Regions from separate parts of the Homo sapiens genome. Here regions 2, 3, 4, 5, 6 and 7 are each linked to region 1. Evidence: chromatin loops called from intact Hi-C (ENCODE). Cell type or tissue: MCF 10A. All regions are shown on one strand. Region 1 holds the start of GIMD1 (GIMAP family P-loop NTPase domain containing 1). Region 2 overlaps TBCK (TBC1 domain containing kinase). Region 3 has its middle 200 kb from the start of PAPSS1. Region 4 has its middle 140 kb from the start of DKK2. Region 5 overlaps LOC105377356 (a long non-coding RNA gene). Region 6 has its middle 69 kb from the start of LINC02173. Region 7 has its middle 150 kb from the start of DKK2.

Region 1 (4,000 bases):
TTATTAATGCCTCTCATCAAAATTGTGTGATTCCTCTCAGCAGTGATTGTTAAAGAAAAGGAGTAAATAGGGGGAGTATATGGGTAGATTGCAAAAAGAAATGTACCTGTTGTGTCAATCCCCAAAAAGAGACACTGTCTTATGGTCCCCAGGAAATTAAGATTTAAAAGTGGTTCTATTTTCTTCTATATTCTTTTCTGTATTTTTAAATGCTTTTTATAATGTATATATTTATAATCTGAATAATTATATGCCAAAATACTCAGAAGAAAAACAAACAAGCAAGCAAACAAGAAGAACAAAACCAAACAAAAACATCATGAACATTCCTGCATGGGGATGTGACTGGTAGTCTCACTAAAGACCAACCAACCAAGCTTAGGCTGAAGATTTATATTCCCATAAATATTTCTGTCCAGACATGGCCATTCTTCATTGGTTCAAGAACCTTCAAACTGCATTCAAATTAAGACCATCTGTCCACCAAATTTAAACTGCTGACCAGTGTCCTAAAACATCCAACAGTAAGATCTGATGCCTTATTCTAAAACTATCTCAGACTGAGTTAATCAAGTCAGCACCAACCATAACTGGCTTATCAGTGTTCCTCTCAACTTGGTTAAGTGTTATCCAAGGTTAAAGCCATTTGATCATCCTAACCACAAAATCTGGTCAATACTCTTAATGTCTTCTTTATTAAGAAAAGAAATATCTTCAGAGCAAAGGATTAACCATTCAAGCCAATGAAAATGGGAACTTGTCTAAAACTGTGAAAGTACATTTTAATCAAATTGCTATATCAAGAGCTACTTGCAATAAAACTCATTTGAGTAGAGACACAATTTTCCTGAGTATACAGACATGTAAATTATAAATTATATATACACTTGTATATACAAACACGCATAAATATATGCATGTGAATATATATGTATGCCCATATGTTTGTATGTATGTGTGTGTACATATATAAAATTTGAAATACAATAGTTGCTTGTCAGCTAGAGTCACCTTTACACCAAAATATCTCATTTCATCAACTGTGGAAAGTCTAAATGTCCTCCTAATGATTTCTGTAAGTTCCTGGGGACTAGTGTCCTTCTAGCTTTAACTTCCTGCCTCTTCTAAATTACTTTAATTCAGATGTCATCCCACAATCTCCAACTTTTGTGGTGCCTGTCCTGTGCTAACACAGGAGTATAACTTAGACTTTTCCATTAATTTTCATCAAAATAAAATAAAATACAAAGCAAAACCAAAAACAAAACAAAAATAAAAAGCCACCTTCATGTAAGAAAACTGTAAATGTGGCTGACTTTAAAATAGTTCCTTAGCCCTTTACATTTACAAAACTGAGAGATCTAGCTTTCTGCCCTACTATAATGTCATAGTTCTTCATTCTCTCCTTGTCTGTTCCTTCCTTCCCTCCCTGCATCTCTCTCTCACTTCCTCATTTTATGTCTCTCACTCCCTCTCTCCTTTTATACCCTGATCTTCTCTACTCTTTTCTTGGCTTTTTCCCTTCGCCAGCAGATTGGCTGTTACAATACTTTCTGTGAGTTTAGCTATTGTTCTCAGGATCCCGTTTTCTACCTCAAGTAGCTAAATTAAACAATTTTCTCAGACAGTATCCTTCCTAAGAGAAATTTGGCAGCCAGCTGTTAAAAGATAATACATTTTTTATCCCTACTACATCATATTTAGCCAAGTCGGTGAAAATGTAATTTTTCAGATTGTTCTTTCACCTTGATTCAAAAAAATCAATCTTTCAACATCATCTAATAATAAATTATTCTGCTATAAGACCTCTAAATTGACTCAAATCTAAAACCTGCGTTAGACTTATGAAAAATTATCAAAAAAATTTCAATTTTACTGGAACTTATAATCATGCTCGTGAATTCTGAACTTTATTTTTTAACAGTCAGCTGTTGCATTCAGCAAATGATTTAAACTGTAACTTTGAAGTCGGGCAGGGGGGTGGTTGAAAAACTAAGAGCTTATGCTTGCTGTGTTCTATAAGGAACATAGGAAAGAAAGTTTGGCTTTGTTCTTCTTCAAAAAATCCCCAACACAATTAATATGTGTTTATGTAGATGGTTGAAGAATGTCCGTTTACAGTTTAAGGAAGAAAAATTAAAATAAATCCTGGCTCAAAAATCACTTCTTAGGAAACAGGCTGCTACTGCCACCTGGGGGAGATTCTTTCCACTTCATTCAAGAAGCCCAATGTGTTTATCAGATGAAGGAAGGCAGTTCATGCCTTCCTTGTCACAGCTACACAGGAAGAAGACTTTTTAACTCTCTGCCCGTGAAGTCATAAGGCACTCCAGATGTCTCCAAGTTTCTTTCACCCAGAAATACATATTTCATCGACTTTTTGAGAAATACAAGAGAAGATGAATCAGACTATAACCATACTACTAAAAGCACCAAGAAAGTATTTTGGATCAGTATGGGTAATACACTAAGAAGTAGAAAAAATAAAATTTGAGTTTTCAGTAAGAAAATAAAACTCAAGTTTTTAAGAAAAAATGTATTTGACTTCAAGTTATAGTTAATTTTACTCCTTTCCTTAAATATACTATCATTAATTGATATGAAAGCTACATGTGCTGATATAATCATTCCAGTGGTTTCATAAATTAGGATAAAATAATACTTTTTATTATATGAATATAGCAAAAAGAATTATCTTTAAAAATTTGAAAAGTATTATGAACTAAATACTGATGTGAAGTCATGATCTAATTGTAGATCATGAAAAAATTGTAATCATTGCTAAAGAATGTCTAATTTCTGTTTAATACCCATATTGCATTTCCTTATGCTATAAATAAGTTGTTACTTATAAGAAATGCACAAAATAAAAAAATACTAAAAATAGAATATTTCTGTACCTATTAAAATTACAAGTCTGTCAAGTGTCATAAAAAAGTCAGTGCTGATTAGGGGAAGACAACTAATCATTTATAAAGAGGCTGTCTGGCAATAAATTAACTAAATAAAATACATACGGTGTCAGTCCCAGAGTGGTACAATAACGCTATCAGAAGGTGAAAGTTCATATGAAAGAACAACTGTGCCAGGGCGAGAGACGTCTTTGTGGAGAAAGCATTTTCAAGACTGGAAAAGGTAAGCGAAATATAGCAAATGGATTGGGATTGAATAATTAATTTTCTAAAAACATTACACCCTGATTTAGGAGTAAAAAGAAATTGACTGCATCTCACTGCAGTTGACACCACTGAATGAGCTGGGAGAGCTGGTGTGAACTGGAGGGACCCGCAAAATGAGTGTCTTTTTATGGAGGTATGAAGCTCCTTCAAGGTGTTCACGTTAGCGTGTGGGTATAATGGAGTGAGGGGCATTAAAGGACAAGAAGGACCTGCGGTACTTAAAACTGTGTAATAAAGTTACAAGATCTAGGCAAAAATAATAAATATGCAATATTAAAATGTCTTTATTTCTGAATTGGTAGCGTGGGCAGTTTTAGCAATTGGCAAGTAACTCTGCTTATAAATCTAGTGAAAATGATTAATGACCTTAAAATGCTATGGGGGATCATGCAGTGTACAAAGGATCGGCCACTGTACAGGTATTGTACATGGAATAGATTCTCCCAAGATTCTCCCCCCTTCTAACTGAGCTGCCCAATATGTTAGGCTTTACTTTCTTTATTAAAGAGCCAACACTTACACTAATGGAACATAGAGATGATTTATTAATTATTTTATAACAGAAATTACAAGTAGTTTGTATTTTCACCAATGTTCCCTGGTTGTAAAAAAAAAAATTTGGTAAGCAGAAACAGAAGTCTTCTTTAACATTATTCATATTTCATAGGAAAGAAGCATTCAGGAAATCAGGAAGGATGATTTTTTGCAGATACCACTTGTGTATTCAGGCAGTGGGTCGGGAAGTGGGAAGATGGGGGATGTTGTTAGAAAGCAAGAAGGGTTGTTTCTTCTACTGTTCTATTCTTACTTCTCCAATAGTG
Region 2 (4,000 bases), 100 kb after region 1:
CTGTCGGAAATCAAGAAAGGGAGTTCAATTCTACCACAAGGGAGAGCCATTGAATGAGAACCCATTAAGGATCTTTGCAAAAAATTATTGAAATGGCAAACCATATCTGTCAGAATAAAGAATGATGTCAAAAAGGGGCCACTTGGCTGGGGTAACAGAGGAGGCTTAGAGAACAGGGACCCCAAGGTCTTGATGAGCTTAAAGAGTGGGTCCTCAGGAATGAGGAACAGAGAAGTATAGGAGGTAGTAGTTAAAAATTTGGATGTTTTAAGTAAATATAGGTTGTGCAGTGTCTCATTGTGACAGACTATCTGTATTTGGGAGTATTGGCTGGGGTTAGATGAAAACCTGTGGCTGTGAACATACGAAGTCTTCCATTCTGCTTAAGAATTAAATCCATGATCTTGGCCTCAGTATGTTTTAACCAACAACTAGAGATGATTTATGGACGATTTAATCATGAAGACAGTAAATTGCCTTTGAAATATATCTGGAAAGGGATAAAAAAATATACTTGGGATTATACCAACCTAATAGATTTGAAAATTTATTGAGCCATGTTGAAAATCCAAATACAACCAAGTTGACTCATACCTAGAAACTATCAACATCTTTTTTGGTGATGGTGGTGGTGGTGATAGTGTTTTTCTCTTTTAGATTTTAAGCTTACTTTCCCAAGATTTATGACTTTTGTAGGTCTCTTTTGGTCTCACCAATGTTATAAGTAAATTTTTATGTTTTATTTTTCTTTGAAGACAAAGGAAAATGATGAATAATTCTTATCTGCTTAGTTAATTGCTTATATTATAATTATCAGTTTGTAAATCTGTCCTTCTAAGTATACTATAGGCTTGTTTGTAGTGCAGATCAATTCTTCTTCTTGGTAATTGTGGGCCCAAAAATTCAGTAACAAACAAATAGCCACTCAATTGATATGTTTTAATATAAGTAAAAATGTCCTCAAATGTAATCTTGCTTTATTGGGAGTTATCAATTATATTATTTTGAAAGCTACCTTTTGGTCTTATCTGTATTTATAATCACTAGGGATTCTTATGTTCAGTTGTTCAGGACAATGATGACAAAGTAAACGCTAGCCACCCAGGCCCTGAAGTAACAATAATTACTGAAAAATGTCAAAAGGAGTAGAATATTTTTTGATTTAAAGTATAATTTTACATTTTCTTGGTTACTGACGGGTTTGTCTATTTAACAAGATTCTCACTTGGGAATTGTGTAGGATAAAGTCCCATTGTCCCCTGTCAGTATCTTTTTTATATAACTGTGTGAATCTAATTCTCTTAATCCTAAATCTTCTTTTAGTGTCCATGTTCAATTAAACTGTAACATGTTAACTACTACTAGACATATGATAGTTTTACTTTGCTGTTGCATTAGCTACTTAAAAAATTTCATGACCCAAGTTATTGGTAGTATTAAAGAATATAACTTAAAAAGCTAGTAAGTACATAAAATTCTGCAAATACTGATTTGTTCTTCTCATGGTATAAAATAGCATTTTTTGTTCCTCTTTATACCTTACATTTTAAAACAAATTAAAAAATCAAATTCTGAGAATATGAAAGGACAGAAAAGCAAATCAGATTGTAATTGACATGTACTCTCAAGTAATAGCTAAGAAACGGTATGTCATTTATGTTTGAATTTTTAAAAATTATTTTGGTATGCATGTTCATCAGCTCATTTTTAACATGAATGTGCTTTTTGACATGCAAGTCTAATGTCTAATAGCTCACAATTAGCAAAAGCACAGTATAGAGAGTAGAAAATGCAGTCTATGTGTTCAGTAGTTTCAGAACTTGTTCAATGGGAAAATCACTTTAAAGGTTTGGCTTTAATTTCATGAGAAAGACATCTATATTGAAGTAGTATGCAGCTGAGGTCCTCTAGTGTCATAGCTGAATATGGCATCAGTTTTTTGTGAGTTGTGTGAGAAACAGACAAGAACAAGAGAAGCTACTCTAAAATTGACTTGTAGAGCCAAATGAGTTCATAAAACTAGGTTTACATTTTGCTAATCTCAGGGAATGTTTCTCTTTTTTTTTAAGGGGAAGACTTTGTTTTCTTTCATGTGCACATATTTATCAATGTAATTGTGCTTTTACATAAAATCTTTGCCTCTATAACTATTGATAAGTTACAAATAATTTTTTTTAAGTTTGGAATATTGCCATTTATACAGTTAGTTTATTTTTTGAAGATGTTTATGAAAACTCTGTTTATCCCAAATTATGCTTGTTTCACACATTCCCTATTTGTTTAAGACTCAGTGATATGGCACTTTAATATGGGAGAAATTATTTGATAAAAAGGAATATTTTACAGTCAATTTAAATAGCATTCTTTATAAATAGTAACCCTCATTGCTTCTTTTTTACACACATTATGGGGAATATCAGCTTATTCCTTTACTTCAAAATATGACAACCAGGGATCGGATTACCAGAGGTAATATTTGAGGTAAAAAAATAGTTCGAGAAAAACAGAGCCTGGAGATGGGGTGGAGAGGGAGTACTCACCATAGAGGAAATGAAGATAATACTCTTTTCCCAGAATTAAAAGACTTCTAACTATTCTCAGAGATACTCAAAGGAATGATGTATCCATAACCAAAGAACAGTATCTATCGACAAGGAACAACTAGAGGACATAATAGAAATGCTGGAAATTAATGGTTTGGATTTCTCTCACTCTCTCTCTGTCTCTTTCCCTCTTGCTCTCTCTCTCTCTCTTTGGATCTCTGGATCTCTCTCTCTCCTGGAATTAAGTTATATAATAGATAGGACTAAAGATTATGCTCTTAAAACAGAAAGTTAATACAACGGGATGACTGTAGTCAATAATAATTGTACATCTTAAAATAACTGAAAGTACAATTGAATTCTTTATAACACAAAGGATAAATACTTCGGGGGGACACCCCATTTTACATGGTGTGATTATTACTCATTTTGTGCCTGTATCAAAACTCATGTACCTCATAGATATATATACCTGCTATATCCTCAAAAAAATTAAATTAAAAAAATAGTTCCAGTTATCATCTGTCTACTAAGAGTTCCAACTTAGAGAAAAAGAGAGAGAAAACAGTGAAAGATGTAGCAAATCAAATTTTCCTTGTGAATATTTCTGTGTTAATGGAACATGTGAGTCTTCAGATTGAAAGTACATGCTTAATGATGACTGGCACAAATATGCCCACATTAGACATATTGGGCTGAAATATTATAACTCTAGGGATAAAGTAAAAATAATCCTCAAAACTTCCCAGGGAAGAGTGACAGGATGTCTGCAACAAAGTTGGAAACAGACTGATACTAGCCTTCTCGCCATTAATAAAGAATGCTATAAGACAATGGAGTAATTCTTTCCAAGTTTAAAGGCAAGAATAAGATATTTTCAGATGCGCCGTGCATGAAAATATTCTACTCATGCTCTCTGTATGAAACAATTTCTCAAGATGTCTTATAGCTAAACAAAAAAGAAATTTAAAAATAGTATGAGATATAAAAATTATAGTAGCTGATGATAATCTTCATAAATAGAGTTATAAAATTATGGTATCCGTTAAATCTTGATGACTGAGACATTTTCTCTTGACAGCTAGGGTTTAAGTGGCCTAGGTTTCTATTTCTTTCTGTGCTTAGTTCTACAGTAAATATGTGTTAATCATTATTATCATATGGCAATGTGCCAATCACTTCCCATCTTTCTCAGAGTAAAAGCCCAAAGGTCTTAAAGTGGCCTAAAGGGCCTTACGTCTTCTGACTCATAGCTATCTCTCTGAGCTTATCTCCTGTCACTTTAATCTTTGCTCATTCTACTGCACGCACTGAATACACTTTTGTGAGCTGCTGACTTTATACCAGTTCAGGACTTGCTTGCTGTGGCCTCTGCCCGAATCATACATTTTCCAGAGACCTACCTGTCTTTTTTACTTCTTTTAGATTTCTACATAAGTGTCACCTCAGTGAGGACT
Region 3 (4,000 bases), 1.1 Mb before region 1:
GAGGTTGACTTGGCCAAGATCACAAAATTAATCATGAAAAATCCCAGGTTTTCTGTCTTAGAAGAGTGGTCTCTCCTCTGTACTTTATAAGCCTAGTTGGATAACGGAGAGAAAAAGGAAAGCATTCTTGCTTTACATCCTGTTTCCCGTTTCCCTTTATGACAATCTATTTTTCCCCTTTGGCCTAAATTTGTGACATGAAGGTGTGTGCTTCTTCCTTTGAGAGGGAGCCAGGCATATCCCTCAGCTCTTCTCTTTTCCTCTAATCTTTCCCTTAGGCTACCTTTCTCTTGCTATGTCCCAAATTCATGTCTCTGCTCATAAGAAAAACATTACACACACTATCGTCTTTGTTAAACTCTGAAGTATATAATAATACCAGTACAGAAAGACAGAAATCATGTCCTTGTCATATGGATGGCATGTGTACTTTCATTGTCCATTATTAAAAATAAAGTTGCTTAAGCTTTTATTTGTATGTGTGTAGTAAATAAGACAACTTGACCCTTGGAGAAAACAGAAATGTAGATTCAGTGAAGAGTCAATATCGTGAATATACTTCCTTTCTTATTGAGGTAAAGCAGTAAAAGCATCTAACAAGGACCATATGTATGGACCAGAGCGCACAGACATGTAAATACATATGTGGCCTCTGCAAGAGGTACCGTAGGTAAAGGTCACAGAAAAGAAAGCAGCTTCACTGACATCAAGGAAATAGCAACTATTTACCGACGGCCAGGCATTTCAAATAATAGCATGGACTCCAGAACGACTTCAAAGGGAACTGGTCAGGAAATAGACAAGTAATGAATTTGAATACTTCTGAGATTCCGGAAATTTAAAAGCAGGGTCTTCAAATATATGCATTAAGGTAGATCATGAGCAATTATTTCATTTCTGGAAATTGCTCAAAGCCTTTTGTAGAAACAGACAACTAAGTCCATTTTCTGCCTTTGAATAATGCTACATACTATTAGAAACTTGGGGCAAATTTAAAGAAATTAATCCCGAAATCATGAAAAAAATGTATATCATGCTTAAAATATACATTCATTTTCTTTTCAAAGGTAGCATTTTTTTTTTTTTTTTTTTGAGACGGAGTCTAGCACTGTCATCCAGGCTGGAGTGCAATGGTGCGATCTCGGCTCACTGCAACCTCCAACCTCCAATCTCCTGGGTTCACACAATTCTCCTGTCTCAGCCTCCAGAGTAGCTGGGATTACAGGCACACACCACCACACCTGGCTAATTTTTTGTATTTTTAGTAGAGATGGGGTTTCACTATGTTGGCCAGACTGGTCTCTAACTCCTGACCACGTGATCTGCCTGCCTCGGCCTCCCAAAGTGCTGGGATTACATGAGCCACCATGCCTGGCCTAAAGGTAGCATTCTACAAATTACTTTCTGTAAGGTAAATGAAAAATGATTCTTGAAATGTTTTTAAACTGACTATATCATTTTAACTTTCAGAAGTGCATCTGATATTTTTGGTTTGTGTACGCTCTACTTCAGGAGGAATCTATAGGCTGGGAGCAGTCATTAATTTCAATGACTATATTGATTTTTTGATATATGTCATTAAATAATATAAAAACTAAGTAAAAAATGTTGTGGTGGGTACACAGCAAATAGATCTTCATTTTGCCATTCTTGATTTTTAGGGATCTTAGGGTCTTATATTTCTCATAAGTAAATCAAATTATTAAGACCTTTAAAGTATAATTATTCAAAGTAGTAAAAACAAAATAATTAGATTGTGGTTATGTCATTTTTTGGTCTTGGCATTTGGAAAAATCATTCCCAGGACTACTTATTTTTAAAAGAACACAAATGTTTCTATTCCAAATCCAAAAATATGGGCATAAGTCTTTCAGAAAATAAATCACTCAACTAGCACAATTTATAACCCAATATTTGGGAGTGGACTTCTGGTATAAAATTATATAAACTCTAGCTACCACTACTTTACAATTGTGCAAAACTGGATTTACTTTCCTTTAGGTACATCCTTGCCCAAAAAACCTCCCACAGGGAGGCAGTGTGGTCTAGAGAATGAAATACCCGTTTGTACTTTGAGTTTTGCCACTGTCTTCTGTATGATTACCTTCAAAATTTGTGTTATTTTAAAAAGTCTCCTTTAGTCATTCTCACCAAAAAGGCACCCTTTGCTTACATGTAAAACTCATCTATTTTGGTTAATCAGGTTAGTCTTTTAATTAAAGATATGCTTGCAGAAGAGATGAGGAAAAATTTTTTATCCATGCATTAACCAGTGCCTGGCAAAGCTTCAATAAGGAACACAGCATGTACTTGCATCCCAGGTGATACTTTGCCCCAAGCACCTTGTTACTTCTCAAATGTGTCATGGTTCCTTACATAACAGGCTTGTTAGAGATAGGTAAAGGAATTTTGGGCACTATTATTTGTTCGAACATATTCTTCTAAGCCTATTGAGTTGCAGACACTGTGCTAGATGCCAAGGACAAAGGGGTGGAAGACGGAGTCTGATTCAAGGAGTTCACAAAGTAAAAGGCCAGAAAAGACAACCTTGAGGAGAAGAACACAGCATATTAGGTCTACACTGGCACTGAGAAGGGGCTCTTGAAAAGGTGAGGAGAGGACAGAGTTTTCTGGAGCCATAAAACAAGCATACGTAATTACAGTTAGATAGGAATAAATGTCAAGAGATCTACTCTACAGCAAGGTGACTATAGTTAATGATGATCTTTTATACTCTTGAAAAATATAAAAAGAGTGGATTTTCTGTGCTTTCACCACAAAAATGATAACTATGTGAGGTAATACGTTTGTTAATGAGCTAGTTAACCATTCCACAGTGTATATATACTCCAAAATATCATGTTGTACATGATAAAAAATGTACAACATTATCTGTCAATTTAAAACAATTAAACTGTGCATGCAAAAGACACACAGAGCACTGTTTTCTGGGTGCTGCACACTTGGGAAATGTGTGTGGGTTAGTACTGATGCTGTGACAGGTGTTGACAGGGAACTGGCAGGAAATTAGTTTAAACCTTTTGCAAGGATAATAGTCATCAAAAGATTTTAAGCAAGAGCAGGGTATGATTATATTTGAGTTTTTGAATAGCTCTGCCTGCTGAAACCAAGCTAAGAGGAGGGGAGAGAGCTGAGAGGTTACTACATAAATCCATGTGAAAACTAGTAACAGCCACAACTATGGTACTGGAAGTAAGGATATAGAAAAAGGATATATTCACAAATACTTTTGAGGCAGAATCTCAAATGTCTCATAACTAGTTGAGTATGTGGTCAAGTAAGAGTGAGGAGTACAGGGTGATTCTTCAGATTCTGGTGTCAGTGGTGGGGTGGCATTATGCCATCCAAGGCATAAAGTAGGTATCTGTAAAAGGAGGCATTATGTGTGGTTGATAAATGATGGTGAACTAAGTCTGAGGTGTTTGGAGCTCTAGAAATGCTCAATGAGGCCAGGCACGGTGGCTCAAGCCTGTAATCCCAGCACTTTGGGAGGCTGAGGCGGGCGGATCACGAGGTCAGGAGATCAAGACCATCCTGGCTAACATGGTGAAACCCCGTCTCTACTAAAAATACAAAAAATTAGCCAGGCATGGTGGCAGGTGCCTGTAGTCCCAGCTACTCGGGAGGCGGAGGCAGGAGAATGGCATGAACCTGGGAGGTGGAGCTTGCAGTGAGCTGAGATTGCGTCACTGCACTCCAGCCTGGGCGACAGAGTGAGACTCTGTCTCAAAAAAAAAACAAAAAACAAATAACAAAACAGAAATGCTCAATGAATGTTCACTCTTTTCTCCTGTTTCCTGACCCCCCGCCCTAGAATATTTGTAGTTGTCTAGTAGGCATTAAATATGTGATTCTGGAAATAGGTCTGTAATTAGTCAACATTTAGATGATTGTTTCAGCTACTAGATGGATACAATTTCCAATGGAAATGTATGTATAATTTAAAAAGAGGACACAAAGGAGTTAACTCTGGAGCAAG
Region 4 (4,000 bases), 530 kb before region 1:
CTTTGGTTCTGTTTATATGCTGGATTATGTTTATTGATTTGTGTATGTTGAACCAGCCTTGCATCCCAGGGATGAAGCCCACTTGATCATGGTGGATAAGCTTTTTGATCTGCTGCTGGATTTGGTTTCCCAGTATTTTATTGAGGATTTTTGCATTGATGTTCGTCAGGGATATTGGTCTAAAATTCTCTTTTTTTGTTGTGTCTCTGCCAGGCTTTGGTATCAGGATGACGCTGGCCTCATACAATGAGTTAGGGAGGATTCCCTCTTTTTCTGGAATAGTTTCAGAAGGAATGGTACCAGCTCCTCCTTGTACCTCTGGTAGAATTCGGCTGTGAATCCTTCTGGTCCTGGACTTTTTTTGGTTGGTAAGCTATTAATTATTGCCTCAATTTCAGAGCCTGTTATTGGTCTATTCAGAGATTCAACTTCTTCCTGGTTTAGTCTTGGGAGGGTGTATGTGTCTAGGAATTTATCCATTTCTTCTAGATTTTCTAGATTATTTGCGTAGAGGTGTTTATAGTATTCTCTGATGGTAGTTTGGATTTCTGTCAGATCGGTGGTGATATCCCCTTTATCATTTTTTATTGCGTCTATTTGATTCTTCTCTCTTTTCTTCTTTATTAGTCTCGCTAGTGGTCTATCAATTTTGTTGATCTTTTCAAAAAACCAGCTCCTGGATTCATTGATTTTTTTGAAGGGTTTTTTGTGTCTCTATTTCCTTCAGTTCTGCTTTGATCTTAGTTATTTCTTGCCTTCTGCTAGCTTTTGAATGTGTTTGCTCTTGCTTCTCTAGTTCTTTTAATTGTGGTGTTAGGGTGTCAATTTTAAATCTTTCCTGCTTTCTCTTGCGGGCATTTAGTGCTATAAATCTCCCTCTCCACACTGCTTTGAATGTGTCCCAGAGATTCTGGTATGTTGTGTCTTTGTTCTCCTTGGTTTCAAAGAACATCTTTATGTCTGCCTTCATTTCGTTATGTACCCAGTAGTCATTCAGGAGTCTCAGACCACAGTGCAATCAGACTAGAACTCAGGATTAAGAACCTCACTCAAAACTGCTCAATTACATGGAATCTGCTTTTTTCTTAGTTAAGGACATTTTCTATCTGGCACAAATTCCGAGTCAGAGAAGAAGATTCTACAGAGGACAAGTATTTCCTCCTACAACAGATCATTAACAATCAGGGTAAGCAACAAGACTGGAGGCTTAGAACTGTCTATTTAATTATAATTGATTTTTTGTAGAACTGAAACAACTGTGTTGAGAAATGTCATTGACAGCGACAGTTCAGATAAAGTATGGGAAGGGGAGGGATGTTTGCCTTTTATACAAGGCAGACTCCAGAGAAGCTTACCATATAGATCTTAAAATTCTGATTAAAGACACAACAAAATGAAGCAACAAACTAATAAGTAACTTTTATGAAAATTGTATGCTTAATTCAAAGCCACCATTTTTAAGGAGTTAAATTCTAAAAGTTATTTCCAGGCTTTCTATTTCCTTTCATGTTAGTCAAGAAAAAAAAATTCAGTGTCAAACAACATTTAAAAATTTAAACTTTAAAATCACCTTTTCCCAGGAAAACAATTTCCATATTTGAACACTTCTCAATACCAGAAAACTGATTTAAGAAGAAAAGGCCAGGTGCGGTGACTCATGCATGCAATACCAGCACTTTGGGAAGGTGAAATAGAATGATCTCTCGAGTCCAGGATTTCAAGACCAGCCTGGGCAACATAGTGAGACCCTGTCTCTACACATTTTTTTTTTAAATAGCCAGGCCTGATGGTGCACGCTCGCTCATAGTCCTAGCTACTCAGGAGGCTGAGGTGGGACAATCACTTCAGCCAAGGAGTTCAATGTTACAATGAGCTATGATTGCATTACTGTACTGCAGCTTTGGTGACTGAAAATTTATCTCAAAAAAGGAAGAAAAAAGATAAGGAGCATAAAGCTTTAAACATATTGATGCATGTGAGTGAGATGAGAAGGATAAATTCAAATTACAAAGTCGGAATTAATGCAGGTATTATTATTAGTTTGGAAGGTGAAATTTCAAACCTTTATACTAAATCTAAGAAAAAAAGTCAACACTTCAAGAAGTCACCAAAGAAAGTGAAATACTACCTATATGAATGGGTATCTGAAAGAGAGAGAAACTAGACTAACTGCCATGAAATTAAATTCCATTGAAATAACATTGACATCTTATGGAAATATTTTAACATTTTCTGACCTAAAATGAAAAATGATTTTACTATATAATCCATGTAAGCTAGAATGCAAATTCTACTTAAATAGTTAGAATAAGTAACACTGATATTTTATGAGTTAATCATAACATAAAGTTTAACTTTAGAACTCAGAGAATTCAGACCTTACTCTTCATAGGATGCTAAATGTTCAACCAGCAGAGGGCGATGGTGTATGCTTACAGCTCAGCTCGGAACAGTGCAGAAGCAGTCAACTTGGTAAATAATCCATTGGAAAGAAAGAAAGTGTAGAGAAGTAAACATGCAAAGTACAACATGTTAGAAATTATTGCAAACATTTTCAAGATTTGATAATAGTGGGAGATAAGTCATTTCAAATCTTAAAGATTTGTCGAAATATTGGTACAAACAGCCTAGAAGGGAAGAAAATAAGCTTTTGAGATACTCTAGCTTCAAATGACAGATTCAGCTGAGTTAACATTAGTGGGAATTATATGACTTTTCACTTTGTAAAAAACTTTTAACTCCATTTCTAATTTTTAAACTTAACACTATTAAAATTATGTTGTTTTACCGTTGTATGCAACAATAAAAGTAGTGGTAACTAATATTTATTGAGTATTTTTAATTTAGTTCATTGATCTCAATAATTGTATTGCATGTGTACTATTATATTTCCTTTCTAAAGATGAAGAAACTGAGGTTAAGTAACTTTTGTACATCTCGATTACTGCTTCTCACAGGGTAAGCATATTTTAAATTATTTCCTCCACCATATTCTATTGTATGTTACTGTACTGCAAGGGCATAGATTGCCTCCAACGCGCCATTATGCAACCTGAATTGCAGTGAACACATTCAAATTTTTCTCCTGTCCATAACTATGAAATATGTGTTCATCTGTGTAATCATTTGGTTGAAAGGTATATCAATACTTAGTTTCACTAAGAACTGCCAATTTGTTTCCAGAATGGCTACACCAGGTTACACAGAGAATTCTTGTCTTCTCACATTCTCACTAATTAATATTTTCATGTGGATCTTTTAATTTTTCTCATTGCTAATAAGCTGTATCATTTCTCTAAATAAATTTGTTGCCCATTTGAGAATTTCCCAAGTGCCATTTCAAAATAATTAATTTTGATGTGGGAAAGTCTAGTTTTCACTTTAAGTTTTATTTTTGGGGGGGTCTTATTTAAGACTTCTCTGACCTTGGGTCACAAAGATATTGCTTTTCTTCTATTATCTTTTCATTTTACCTTTTGCATCTAGGTTTTAAACCACATAAACCCACTTTCATATGTAGCATAAAGTCGAAATTGAGCTATGCTTTTCCGCATATAGTGAAGAGTTTTCCCAACACAATTTTTTCCCAGTCATTTAGTAGTGACTATTCATCAACTAACTTCTTACATACTCTCAGTGGCATACTAACAGTATAGTTTTCTGTTTTTATGTTAGTTTCATAACATTTTTCATACTAAAGCTTTATTATATTCTACTTTTTGTTAAGGTGTACTAGCTTGTAATTTACAAATACTGAACTCGCCATTTTAAGGTACAGTTCTATGATTTTTGAGAAACACATACAGTTAATGTAACCACCACTTGGTACTGTATCTGTAATCAAGATACAGAAAAAATTCTATCCCCACTTAAAATTCCCTCATGGTCCTTTGTAGGTCACTTGGCTCCAACCCAGATTCTGGCAGTCATCATTTGTTTGTTGTCCCTTTAGATCTGCCTTTTCCAGGATGTCATACAAATGGAATTACATAGCATGTAG
Region 5 (4,000 bases), 440 kb before region 1:
AAAGTTAAACATTTTAAGGTATGGTAAACTTGGGAGAAAGAGGAGTGGGCAAATTGCCGTTTTCTTTCAAGACTTTTGTACTGTTTGGTCTTTTTAAACATATATCTATGTATTAATTTAATATAATAAAGTACTCATTTTAATTTTGCTTCTATTTATCTATTACATGACTTGACTTATCATAGATAATTTTATTTCAGTTGCAAGATCTCCTCCTCGTAAAGTTTCATCCATAAAAATTATTTCCGACCAGAAAATATCAATAATTTCTATTTTTATTAATCACATTTAATATTAAGTACCCCACAGCATCTTTACTAGTTATTGAGCTCACATAAGAGATGAAAAATTGATTTATCATCATTAAATTTGTATTTATTTGATATGTGATTAATAATTAAAGATAAAATTAAACTGCCAGCCACAGTTCTAAGTCCTTTGTATACATTAAGTGCTATGCATATAGTTTACATACATCAATTCGCTTAATATATGAGGCATGCATATCATTTTGGAATAGATTTGGCTGCAAGTGAGAGAAAGCCTAAATAGCAGTGCCTTCAACAAGAGGGCAATTCATTCTCACATATAAGAAACGTGTGGGCCCGGTGTAGTGGTTCATGCCTGTAATCACAGAACTTTGGGAGGCTGAGGCAGTCAGATAGCTTGAGCTCAAGTGTTGAAGACTATCCTGGGCAACAGGGTGACACCCCGTCTCTACAAAAAATACAAAAATTAGCCAGGTGTGGTGGTGCGTGCCTGTAGTCCCAGCTACTTGGGAAGCTGAAAGGGGAGGATGGCTTGAGCCTGGGAGGAGGAGGTTGCAGTGATGAGAAATCACATCGCTGCCCTCCAGCCTGGGTAACAGGGCCAGAACATATTTCAAAAAAAGAAAAAAAAAAAAAAGAAAGAAAAAGGAAATGTCTGGGGTGGGCACAGTGGCTCATGCCTGTAATTCCAGCACTTTGGGAGGCTGAGGCTGGAGTATCACTTGAGGCCAGGAGTTCGAGACCAGCCTGGGGCAACATAGAGAGACCTGATCTCTACAAAAAAAAGAAAAAAAATTAGGCCAGCGTGATGGCATATGCCTGTAGTTCTAGCTACTCTACTCATGAGGCTGTCAGGAGGATCACTTGAGCCCATGAGGTGGAAGTTGCAGTAAGCTATGCTTGCGTCACTGCACTCCAGCCTGGGTGGCAGAGTAAGACTCTGCCTCAAAACAAACAAATAAAAAATAACAAAACAAAACAAAAAAACTAAAAAGACACATAATTACCATTATTAAATCAGCTGATTCTGTCATTTGAAACTGGACACTGTCTCTAAAAAAGAGAAGGAAGAAGAAGGAAGAAGAAGGAGGGGGAGGAGGAGGAGGAAGAAGAGGAGGAGGGAAAGGGAGAGGGGGAGGAGGAAGAGGAGGGGCAGGAAGAAGAAGAAGAAAGAGAAAAGAAGGAGGAGGAGGAAGAAGGGAAGGAAGAGGAGGAAGAAGGGAAGAAGGAGGAGGAGAAGGAGAGAAGAAAGAAGAAAGAAGGAGAAGAAGAGGAGGAAGAGAGTGAGGAGGAGGAGGAGGAGGAAGGGGAGGAAATGTGTCTGAAGATAACAGGGCAAGGGGCTGGTGAAAGGTTCTGCTTCAAAAAGCCTTCAAGAACCCAAGGTCCTCCCAGCTCTTCGCTCTGTCATGCCCAGAGTATGACCCTTATTTTTATGGTTTAAGATGAACACAGACAACCTATGGGCTACAGAATAGAAAAATGGATGAAGAAGAGAAGCAAAAGGTGAACTTCATCTTTTACTTGAGGAAGGCTAACCAAAACTGTCATAGGCCGGTCTAGTTCAGTTTCCTTTGGCTATGTTCAAACTACTCTTGGTAACTTTTTACAAAGAAATAGAACACTTTAGTTCTAAATGTTTCCAATATTTTAAATAATAGTGTACTGTTACTTAAATATATATATTTAATATACAATATATATTTAATGTATTATTATACATGTTAGTGCTCTGATATTTTATTTATTTCTATATTTCTAACTATCAGTAAGGGTTTTTATGGTTTTTAAAAATATTTTCAAAGGTCATTGAGCAATTGTAATCTCCCTTATTAATTATTAAGACAATCTTGCATGTTCCTACTTACATGGCTATTATGATATGTGAGTACTGATAATCAGAAATTGTGGTATACTGGAATATATATGTATATATGATTTGATATATCATGTGCAATGTGAAGATTGTCTTTACAAGAGTAAATAGGCAATGGCAAATGGCTTGTATAATTGTCTAAGGGTTCTGAAAAGAAAAAGGAGAAAAACTGAATAATGAGAAATGAAGATGTTCAGGACAGAGGCATGTAGTTATGGGAAAAAGAACAAAGTGTGATGATTTTGGTTTTGCAGTTTAATGCGCATTACAGATTATCCCCTACAGAAGTGAATGAAACCATCAAGTTAACAGAATGACTTGACCAGTAGATGTCAGCCAGACTCTATCCTTAGCCACCCTACTGCTCCTACAATGAGATCACGACCTGAGAGTAACCATACTGGCAGAGATGGATGAGTTTTATAGGCCAAAAAGCATGAGCTTTTAGGCCTATTGCATTTAGCTGGACTATTCAATGTCCAATATCTCATCAAGGCATTTAGTCATCCAACTATTTAATGTTCAACCTGCCAGCAAAATAATCCAGTGTTGATCTTCTACTATGGTAACATTCTCTGAGGAAATCGAAGCCACTTATTATTAGCTGTAGATGTTTTATAGATGACCTATATCCACAGAAAGTCCCTTTATTCTTAGTTTTTATAATGAATGGGTGTTAAATTTTGTCCAATGCTTTTTCTTCGTCTATTGTGATTGTATGTGTTTTCTTAGTCTGTGAATATGGTAAAATATATTGATTGGTTTTCAATTGTTAAACCATCCTTGCATCCCAGGAATAAACATCACTTGGTAATGATGCAACTTGTTAATATGTTTAAAATATTTGTGCCACCTATATTTGTGAAGAATATAGGTTTGTGGTTTTCTTTTCTTATGTTGTCTTTGGTTTTGGTGTCAGGATTATGTCAGTCACATTAAATAAGTTGAGAAGTGTTCTCTTTATCCTGCGAATAAGTTTTGTGGTATTTTTTTCTTTAAATGTTTACAAGAATTCAGCAATAATGTCATCTGGGCCTGGAATTTTCTTTGTGGGAAGGATTTCAGTTACAAACTTCTATAGTAGAGACGTATCGAGATTTTTTTTTTCCCTGGGGTCAATTTTGTTAGTCTTTCAAGAAATGTGTCCATTTTATCTAGGTGATCAATTCATTGACATAAAATTTTTTATAACATTATTTTATTACCCTCTTAATGTAGGATCTTAGTGCTGCCCCCTCTTTCCTTTCTAATATTGACAATTTATATCTTTTTTCCTTTTTCTTCATCAGTCTAGCTACAGGGTTAACAATTTTCTTGATAGTCTATCTGTAATATTCATCCATTTTCTGTGTAAGTTATTTCTGATTCTATATTCATTATTTTCTTTTTTCTGCTCACATTGATTTTAATTCTTTTTTAGCTTCTTAAATTGGAAGTTTTGGTAACTAATCATCTTTAATATATGCGGTTAGTTATAAATTTTCCTCTAAGTATTGATTTAACCATATTTCACACATTTTGCTAGACTTGATATATTGTGTTTCATTTTCAGCCAGTTCAAAATATTTTATACTTTCCATAGATTTTTTTTCTCTAATCCATGGTTTATGGAGCAAAATCTGGCTTAATTTTCTAATACATGGTGATTCTTAGATATCTTTCTGTTATTAATTTCTCACAATTCCCTTGTGGTCAGGGAACATGTTCTGTATGATTCAACTCTTTTCAATTTATTAAAACTTGTTAATGGCATAGCTTGGAGCACATTTGATCAATGTTCTACATGTACTTGAGAAAAAGAGTGATGCGCTGTTGTTGAGTGAAGTTTCTATTAATATCAGTTAGATCAGATTGG
Region 6 (4,000 bases), 130 kb before region 1:
AGTCTGTGCCAGGGGAACTCCATTTATAAAACCATCGGATCTCATGAGATGTATTCAACCACCACGAGAAGAGTATGAGGAAAACCACCTCCGTGATTCAATTATCTACACCTGACCCCGCCCTTGACATGTGGGGATTATTACAATTCGAGGTGAAATTTGAATGGGGACACAGGTCAAATCATATCAGTAAGAGCTTGGGTTTTGGAATCAGACAAATTTGGCTTTGAGTCTAGGCTCCACCATTCAGCAGCTATATGACTTTGGGCACTTTGTTTAACCTTTCTAATGTAGTATCATCTGCAATTTTGGAGGAAAAACTGGTATTTAAGTCATAGAAAAATTGTAGGAATGAGTAAGATCATGCATATAAAGCACTTGAGCACAGTGTCTGTAGTATTTAATAAACAGTAGTCTAAGATAAGTAATATCTATTCTACTTAAGCACTATGCACCCTCCAAATCCCATACTTAAAGCATTTCATAACTTAAAAAGTAAAAATTGAAGGGGGGAAGACCAAGTTAAATCCCATTCTTTTCATAAGCCATTCCCGGCCACATTGAGCCTGAGGTAACACACCTGTTTCCTGCCTTTCATTGGCCTAGCCTCTGCTATTTGGCATTATCATTCATCCTCATCTGAATAGGTCAGACCTCTGCAGAAAAATGTCAGCTACCTAAGTCCAGAATACTATTTTGCCTCTTTGTGGCTCAATACAGGAAGATGTCATCACTGTTGGTCTGTTACATCTCAAAGCGATATCTTCTTTCTCTAGTGTTTCTATGCTGATCTGGCTGCTGGCATTGCTTCCAACTCAGCTCATCCTCCTTAGACTTTCTAACTGGGTTTTATAGACTTTCTCATCTTCCTTGGCCTGTACATCATCTTTACACATCTTCTAAATTTAATGTTAAGAACACTTGGGTTTAAAAAAAGAAAGATTGTGGTGGAAGAAAATGTAGCTTTGAGTGGAGGATACAGTATTTCAAACACTAAGTGGATAAATAAAGTTAAAACCTTTGTTTAAATTTATTTTCCATTGTATTTATTTAGTTACAAATCCTTTGCTGAAGGAGTTTTAAACACAAGCATATTTGAAACAAAGGCTTTTTAAACATATGTGCAGGCATTATCCAAATCTATGCAATAAGCCCTAGCCCCAGAATCAGCCAATTTCTCTAAGTTTGGCAGCTTTAGATACTGATTTTTATGACAGGGCCCAATGGAATAACAAACTTTGTTGTGTTTGACAGGTTTACCACTCAAGTCCCACGCAAATCAACCTCCACTGACACAAAGATTGAAAGAAACCCATTTTGACGACCACAGGAAATTCAAATGAAATTCAGGCAGAACAGCACCTCTGTACATTACTATAGGCAACCTGAAAGTACCATTTTTCATATGTCAAGCTTCATGCTGGCAATGGTTTCAGTTAGCCATATTTTATTGTGCTGTTGCCAAATCAAAAGTTATTACTTTTTAACTTGCTGGGTCCTTAACACACCACAGCTTCTAATAGGGAAATATTCAGCTGACCAGTATTTAGGGAATAGAGGCATAGAACATAAAATCATAAGTGTTGAACAGGGATAGTGTGAAATCTCAGCATCATTTTAAACCTAATTACACTTATGAGTTATAGATGGTTTCTAAACTGGTGAAAGCTTTATTTGTGGTATTTAGAGCTTGCTTAGGAGAAAAATAATATCTGATTAAAATTGAATTTGTAAAGCTCAACCTCAAAAGTTTATGCTATGGTAAACCACAGACCAAGGAAATTCACTGAAATTAAGACTCATCATGTTTTTCAGGGCAGAGCATAAGAGATATCCTAGTGGGGTATTGAGGGAGGGACATGCCACGCTGGTTGTACTATACCCATAACTTCTATTGCTAGGGAGACCTTTCTTCTGATTAGGATGAGTAAAACATCTGATCAATGGATTAGCACAATTATAAACTTGGGAGAGCCTGATAATAAAAGAGAAGTATAAAAAATAGGTTAATTCTAAAAAGAGTAGGAACTTTCTTTAGACCCTTAACAAACCAGTGGAATTAAGTTGTTTGGAGCAGGGCCTACTTCTCTCCCTGTTGAATCTTATCTTTGCTTCCAACACAAACCGGTGTTGCCTCTTCTGTAAATCTTTTCCTGACACTCCTCATGGTAGTGGATTCCACTATCTCTTGGCCCTCCCATTAGAGCCAAACTTCCCATATTCTTCTGAGTGAGGTCTGTTTCCCCTGTTTAATTCCCGACTTCCTAAGGGCAAAGAACGAGACCTGTTATCTTTAAATGCCCCAACACCGTACCTAGAAAGTAGCGGCAAGATGCCAGAATTGAACCGACTTCTCCCCTTATGGGTCTCTCCTTCGAAGTCCGCCAGATGGCAGCAGTGCCGCCTTCAACAGAAGTGGATTTTAGCGGTATCCTGGCCTCTGCTCATTAATAAAGGCACTGCTGCATTCCCTCTTCTTCCTCCAGGCCCGAGCCATCAACTCCTGGACATTAATTCACAGCAGTGTGTATGCCCACAATTTATGAGTCTTTCTGATTTGCAACTCTCTGTGTAATTTTCTGAAAAATGGAAGTGGAAATTTTGAAATGTAATAATCCCTATGTCCCCCCTTCCCAGTAATACACACATTTCTAAACACATGGCATAATTGCTATTAACATAATAGATCACACACATGTGATGAGTAAATCATGTTCTTGGTTGGGGAGAAATATTCTCCATTCTTCCTGTTTCCATCTGGGGAGACTTTGGCTAGAAAGAAACCCTCAGCCTTCCTTTCTACCCCTACTTACCTCTCCCTATGAGAGAAGAATCAATTGATTTGACTAGTGAATGTCACCGAGCAAGTTCACCTCAGCCTTTTCCTCTTTCTCTCTCTTTCCAGAGCCATCTAACCAAGGGGCCTTAGCCTTCGGGTCTGCCCCATGCCACGTGGTAACCATCCTGACCTGTGAGGGAGTCTGCAGCAATACAGTGGCTTACACCAAATAAGTACATGCATCTAATGGTGGTGAAATGTTAGGAAGGCAATTGTAGATGCAAATCTAAGTTGCACGCTTCATAGCAGATTTTGATTAGTTATAAAGCTGGCATTTTAATCTCCATCTAACTGATTCATTGTCTATCCTTATAAAGGAAAAGAAGGCATTTTTTGGGGGTCCCATAAAACCTCAACAAATGGTACTTAAAACCACCTTACATTTTAAATCTCAAGAAAAAGAAAAAAAAATACTTTCTTTTTTTTTCAAGTCTCAGTATTTTCTGTTGTTTGATGGTTAACATTTAAACTAATATGCTTTACAATCTCTTACTTTCAATCATTAACTGCTTCATCAAATGCTGATCTTAAATAACATTAAAAAATAAGCCCCCTAAATTATTTTCTTTTACTGCAAATAATTGCCATAAAAAATCAGTGGACATAAGTAGCTACAGCCTTTACAACAAAATAAATTTTTGTGAGCCTTATCCCACTGGTCCTCATGGAAATTTTTATTCCTTCCAAAAGTGGTTTGCCTTACTTTTCAACATTTGGTTAATGAATTGAAACAAAGTACACTAATTTACCTCACTTAATAAGATACTCAAAAGCATTTCTCTTTCTTGACTAACCAACTGTGATAGTTTCATATATGCTCTATTTCTTAATGAGGACTTGAGCAACTCATTATTTCAAAGCCCTAAAGTAGTCCTTAATATTTTTTAAATATACCTTGACATTTTTAGTTGCTAATCAATACAGCTGATTTTTCAGAAGAGCTAATGGGATGGGGCAATGATATATACATTTTATATTTTAAAGCCAAAAATTTTCTTTTTGGCCAGGCACGGTGGCTCATGCCTGTAATCCCAGCACTTCGGGAGGCTGAGGCAGGTGGATCAGCTGAGGTCAGGAGTTTGAGACCAGACTGGCCAACATTATGAAACCACGTCTCTCCTAAAAATACAAAAATTAGCCTGGTGCAGGGGTGCATGCCTA
Region 7 (4,000 bases), 810 kb before region 1:
TTATTTTTTGTATTTTTAATCATAGTCATTCTGACTGGTGTGAGATGGTATCTCATTGCGGTTTGATATGAGTCTTTTCTCATGTTTTTTAAACTTCATGGAACATAATCTGTAATGGCATAGAAGAGTTCATCATACAACTATACACTATTGAATTTAACGGTTCCTCATGTTGAACATTTAGCTTCATCCAATTATTTTGGCATTTTAAATAATGTTGAAATGATTATCTTCATACATATTTGTTTGCAGGATAATGTTCTTAGGGGAGATTTCTAGAAGTGAAATGAGTGTCAAAACAAGGAAAATTCTCATAGTAAAAAATGTGAACATTTCATTCACAAAGTTTTTGTGCAGAAGTTGCTGTGTGGTTTTAGGCTCTCTTGCAAAGCCAAGTTTAACATCCTGCTTCATCCTGTGCTACTTTGAGTGATAGAATCACAAGTAAAACTCTCTTCCCAGTGGGAGCTAAACTTATCAAGTCTGATGGTTATTTGTCTAATATTATGTTAATAATACCTGTTTAAACCAACATTTGAGTCCATGTCCAATGGTAATTGATATTCACAGAGTAATACTGAAACATGGCAAAATCCGAATCAGTCATCAAAAATGAATAAATTATGTTCAGTAGGGTTTTTTATTATGCATTTATAATAGTGTGTGTTATATAGAGAGAGTTGTATTCACAATTTTCTATATCTTTAAAAATAAAAGTTCTTTTGTGTCTATATGGTAACCTTTTATTACTCATAATAAATTATCCCTGAATTTAGCCCCTAAATATATGTTTAACAACAGAGTTTATTACATAGTATAATGTATTTTATTCCTACATCATGAAGTAGAAGGGGAGTATTGGATGAGTCATACCTCTACTCTATGCCATTTTACTTTTCCCAAAATAAACTTTTATCAACTTTGTTTAAAACATTATTTATATTAAAGCCTGTCTGAATAGACATGGAGCCTGTCCGGTAGCCTTAAGGGATTAGCAAATTATAATTTAGCTGAAATATGACAATTTTAGCAGATCAGTGTTCCCCTCTGGAGGCTAAAAATATGCATCAAACTACACTAAGAAGAGGGATGTTTATTTGAAACTCATCCAAACAATCTGAAACCCCTACATGGAAATCTTGAAGAAAAGATTTTTCCACAGATTTCTACTCTCTTCTTTCTTACTTTTAGATGTTCTAGGAAAATAGTATTAAACAATCTATTCAGCTTTGCTGCCTGGAGTGAAAACAGAGAAGCAAATGTTGTTAATGAGGGAAAGAAAAAGAGAAGGGGAAATATCTACTAGAAGTAATTTGAATTTGGCTGATATTTATATGCAAAAGAAAAATGAAAGACAGAATATTGTACCTTAAATGAGATATATTTGGAATCATTTTGGAGGTATAAAATTGAACTTAACGTACAAGATGAAATAAAAGCATACCAAATTATCCAGTATCACCTTCATTCTTTATCCATTTGCATTAGGCAATGGTAAATGCGTATTTCATTCATTGAGCTTATCTCCAAGTGTAGCTAGAGGAGAAAAAGTTTCCTTTCAAATAATCTATTTTATATTCCAGATTTCTTTCAAAGTCCAAATTGAACAAAAGTTTAGTTCTTAAAGGTAGGTCATGTGGTCTGATGTGGGGTTTTGAATTTCGGTTTTCTGCTTTTTGATTTGGGACCTCAATCCCTCTCTTTATAAATGATAGAATTGGAATACATAATTTATCTTTAAGATCACTTCTACCCCCTTTTTTTAAGAAAATTAAAACCCATAAATTTATAGTCACTTGATGTATCTCTTCTGCTTTTTGTCTCCTTCCCCGTATTTTTAAATTTGCCATTGCTTGAGTGTTTGATTCTTCTACAGAGGTAGAAAAACAAATTAACTTGCATCCTCTCTGCTCTATTAATTTCTGATGTACTTGAGGGTGGATACTGTCTTTTGTTTTTTCTGTACTTTCCCAAAAGTCAATCATTTTTCTGCATAGAGGAGTTTCTAGCCCTGTTTTTAATTGACCAGTGTCTTTAGAAGCTCCTCATGGAATATTATAAAGGAGTAAACAGAGGCATATGTATGATCATTGAGTCTCCACTGCTTTTCATGTCTGTGTGGTGGGCTCATGAGGTCATACATCCAAATTCTAAATATTAGAAAGGCCAGAGTCTTTATTCTCAGTTTCTTAGAGTATTTCTATCAAACTCAACACATCACCCCTTTGGGATTTCCATCAGGAGGTAGGAGAAGTGCTCATGGTTTTTTTTTAAAGAGGTATAAATTTGATCTCATTTGACATTGCCAGCCTCCAAAACTGTATTCCGTAAGGAAGCCTCTACCTTGGTGTGGGTGTTTTCCCTGGGGTCACTGAAGGACAGAGCTGTGATTAATCATGCTTGCCACTAGAGGTCAGTGCTTACCATTCACAGAGTGAATCTAATACAACGGCCTTTGGACTCCTGAAGACCAGCGTTAAAAGAGTATTTGAAATTTCTTTGTGCTGTTAGTTGAGACTAATGGACTCTGGGTCATTATGGATTGTGTATTCTATGCAGGCTCTATTAGGAATAATTCAAAATGATAATTATATTTTCAAGTATTATTTAGTATTATTTCCATTCCTGGTTATATAGATCAACTGTTTCAGAAATTAACAAGTTTTTGCTCTATAGAATATCTCAGTGGTCTTTAGGTTTTCCCACTTTCTCCTTTTTCAAAATGTTATAATCGGCATCAATCAATAAGTAGGGTGAGTAAAGGTAGAGAATAAGGTGGTGGTATTTGAGGTACTTTGATAAGGTTCTTCTATTCTTACCTAACTTAAAACATTTCTTCACTTTTCTGGTACAGAGGCTTCTCATTCTATCATCAGGCATTAGTCCTCTTAAATCAAATCATTTAGCTATAGTTCTTTTTACTACAAATATTTATTATTTGCACATAATATGACAGGGACTGTGTTTTGATTTTAAGCTTCAATAATTCACTTATTTTAAATATTATCTGAATGAGGTCCTGCTGAGAAATGGATTCCAGTTTATATTTATTTGATAGAGCTCACTTGGCTGTTTAGTTGTACTTCAGTGAGCTGGCTTTCTAAGTTCAGCCTTGGTTCAGCCTTCACTATAGAGGTAAGGCTGTTAACATTTGTTGAACACCTACTGTATGTAAAGTATTTCTTGTATATAGTATCTCATTTAATGCTCACGGCAACCCCTGAAGTAGGAATTGCTTATTATCTCCATTTTACTGATGAGGAGACTCAGCTTCAGAGTTTAAATAACTTGCTCAAGATCACACACAGCTTATGAGGGAAAGGGCTAGGATTTGAATCTACGTCGGCTCTTCTCCAAAGCCCATGTTTTTTTCCCTAAGTGTTAGGTTGCCTTATGTGGTATTCATAGTAAAGTTGCTGCCCTCTTCCCTTCCCTCTTACCAACTCTCTTTCCCCTTCCAGACATCTTTGCATCAAATATGTTCAGGATTTCATGACTTATAATTTTTACTATTTTAACCTGCTATTCTAATGAGAAAGTGACCTGACTCCAATATATTTGTTAGTGTAGTTTAGTGTTAGTTACAGAAGATCTGGCATTGAGTTAGGGTGTTTGATCATTATAGTGCCTCTCCAAGTCTCCTTACTGTTAACTGAAACTCTGAAAGCTGAGGGCCCTTGTAGCATAGATTGGGTAGCTTAACCAACAGAAATTTATTTCTCACAGCTCTGGAGGCTGGAAAGTTTAAGATCAAGGTACCAGCAAGGTAGCTTTCATTCTGAGGTTTCTTCTTGCTGTGTGCTCACATGGTGAAGAGAGAAACAGAGGAAACAAACTATCTGGTGTCCCTTCTAATAGGGACAACTTCTAATAGGGACACCTTCTAATAGGGACACATAATTTCATCATGACAGTCTCTCCTTCATGACCTCATCTGAACTTTACCTCCCAAGGACCCGTTTCCAAATACCATCACATTGGAGGTAAGGGCTTCAGCATA

The links. A loop is a pair of places that touch in the nucleus more often than their neighbours do. Peaks named below come from ENCODE experiments on the same cell type or tissue, not always from the same donor. Only the 100,000 strongest peaks of a DNase experiment are listed, where the experiment ranks them.
Region 2: a loop joins it to region 1, with 19 times the contacts of the local background. A loop is called at or near these places in 14 of 110 quality-filtered maps.
Region 3: it touches region 1 in a loop (11-fold over the local background); 2 of 110 quality-filtered maps call a loop at or near these places.
Region 4: a loop joins it to region 1, with 24 times the contacts of the local background. A loop is called at or near these places in 20 of 110 quality-filtered maps.
Region 5: it touches region 1 in a loop (17-fold over the local background); 26 of 110 quality-filtered maps call a loop at or near these places.
Region 6: a loop joins it to region 1, with 17 times the contacts of the local background. A loop is called at or near these places in 47 of 110 quality-filtered maps.
Region 7: a loop joins it to region 1, with 7 times the contacts of the local background. A loop is called at or near these places in 16 of 110 quality-filtered maps.

What each region holds. Positions count from the first base shown.
Region 1 is chr4:106,367,845-106,371,844 of GRCh38, reverse strand. It overlaps GIMD1 (GIMAP family P-loop NTPase domain containing 1), which reads left to right and starts at 3,067. Exons shown (of 3, transcript NM_001195138.2): 1 at 3,067-3,135. RefSeq lists an enhancer at 2,286-2,335. In MCF 10A, a CTCF peak has its summit at 2,195 (motif pointing left); a DNase peak (open chromatin) is centred at 2,214.
Region 2 is chr4:106,264,286-106,268,285 of GRCh38, reverse strand. All of the region lies in intron 3 of TBCK (TBC1 domain containing kinase), which reads left to right. Among named protein-coding and RNA genes, the nearest start is that of TBCK, 50 kb to the left of the region's middle. In MCF 10A, a CTCF peak has its summit at 1,905; no DNase peak of the experiment used is centred here.
Region 3 is chr4:107,517,273-107,521,272 of GRCh38, reverse strand. No RefSeq gene overlaps it. Among named protein-coding and RNA genes, the nearest start is that of PAPSS1, 200 kb to the left of the region's middle. In MCF 10A, a CTCF peak has its summit at 2,033; a DNase peak (open chromatin) is centred at 2,022.
Region 4 is chr4:106,897,238-106,901,237 of GRCh38, reverse strand. No RefSeq gene overlaps it. Among named protein-coding and RNA genes, the nearest start is that of DKK2, 140 kb to the left of the region's middle. In MCF 10A, a CTCF peak has its summit at 2,414 (motif pointing right); a DNase peak (open chromatin) is centred at 2,437.
Region 5 is chr4:106,807,774-106,811,773 of GRCh38, reverse strand. All of the region lies in intron 5 of LOC105377356 (a long non-coding RNA gene), which reads right to left. Among named protein-coding and RNA genes, the nearest start is that of DKK2, 230 kb to the left of the region's middle. In MCF 10A, a CTCF peak has its summit at 2,471 (motif pointing right); a DNase peak (open chromatin) is centred at 2,493.
Region 6 is chr4:106,500,660-106,504,659 of GRCh38, reverse strand. No RefSeq gene overlaps it. Among named protein-coding and RNA genes, the nearest start is that of LINC02173, 69 kb to the right of the region's middle. In MCF 10A, a CTCF peak has its summit at 2,383 (motif pointing right); a DNase peak (open chromatin) is centred at 2,389.
Region 7 is chr4:107,181,765-107,185,764 of GRCh38, reverse strand. No RefSeq gene overlaps it. Among named protein-coding and RNA genes, the nearest start is that of DKK2, 150 kb to the right of the region's middle. RefSeq lists a silencer at 2,339-2,633. In MCF 10A, a CTCF peak has its summit at 2,379 (motif pointing right); a DNase peak (open chromatin) is centred at 2,414.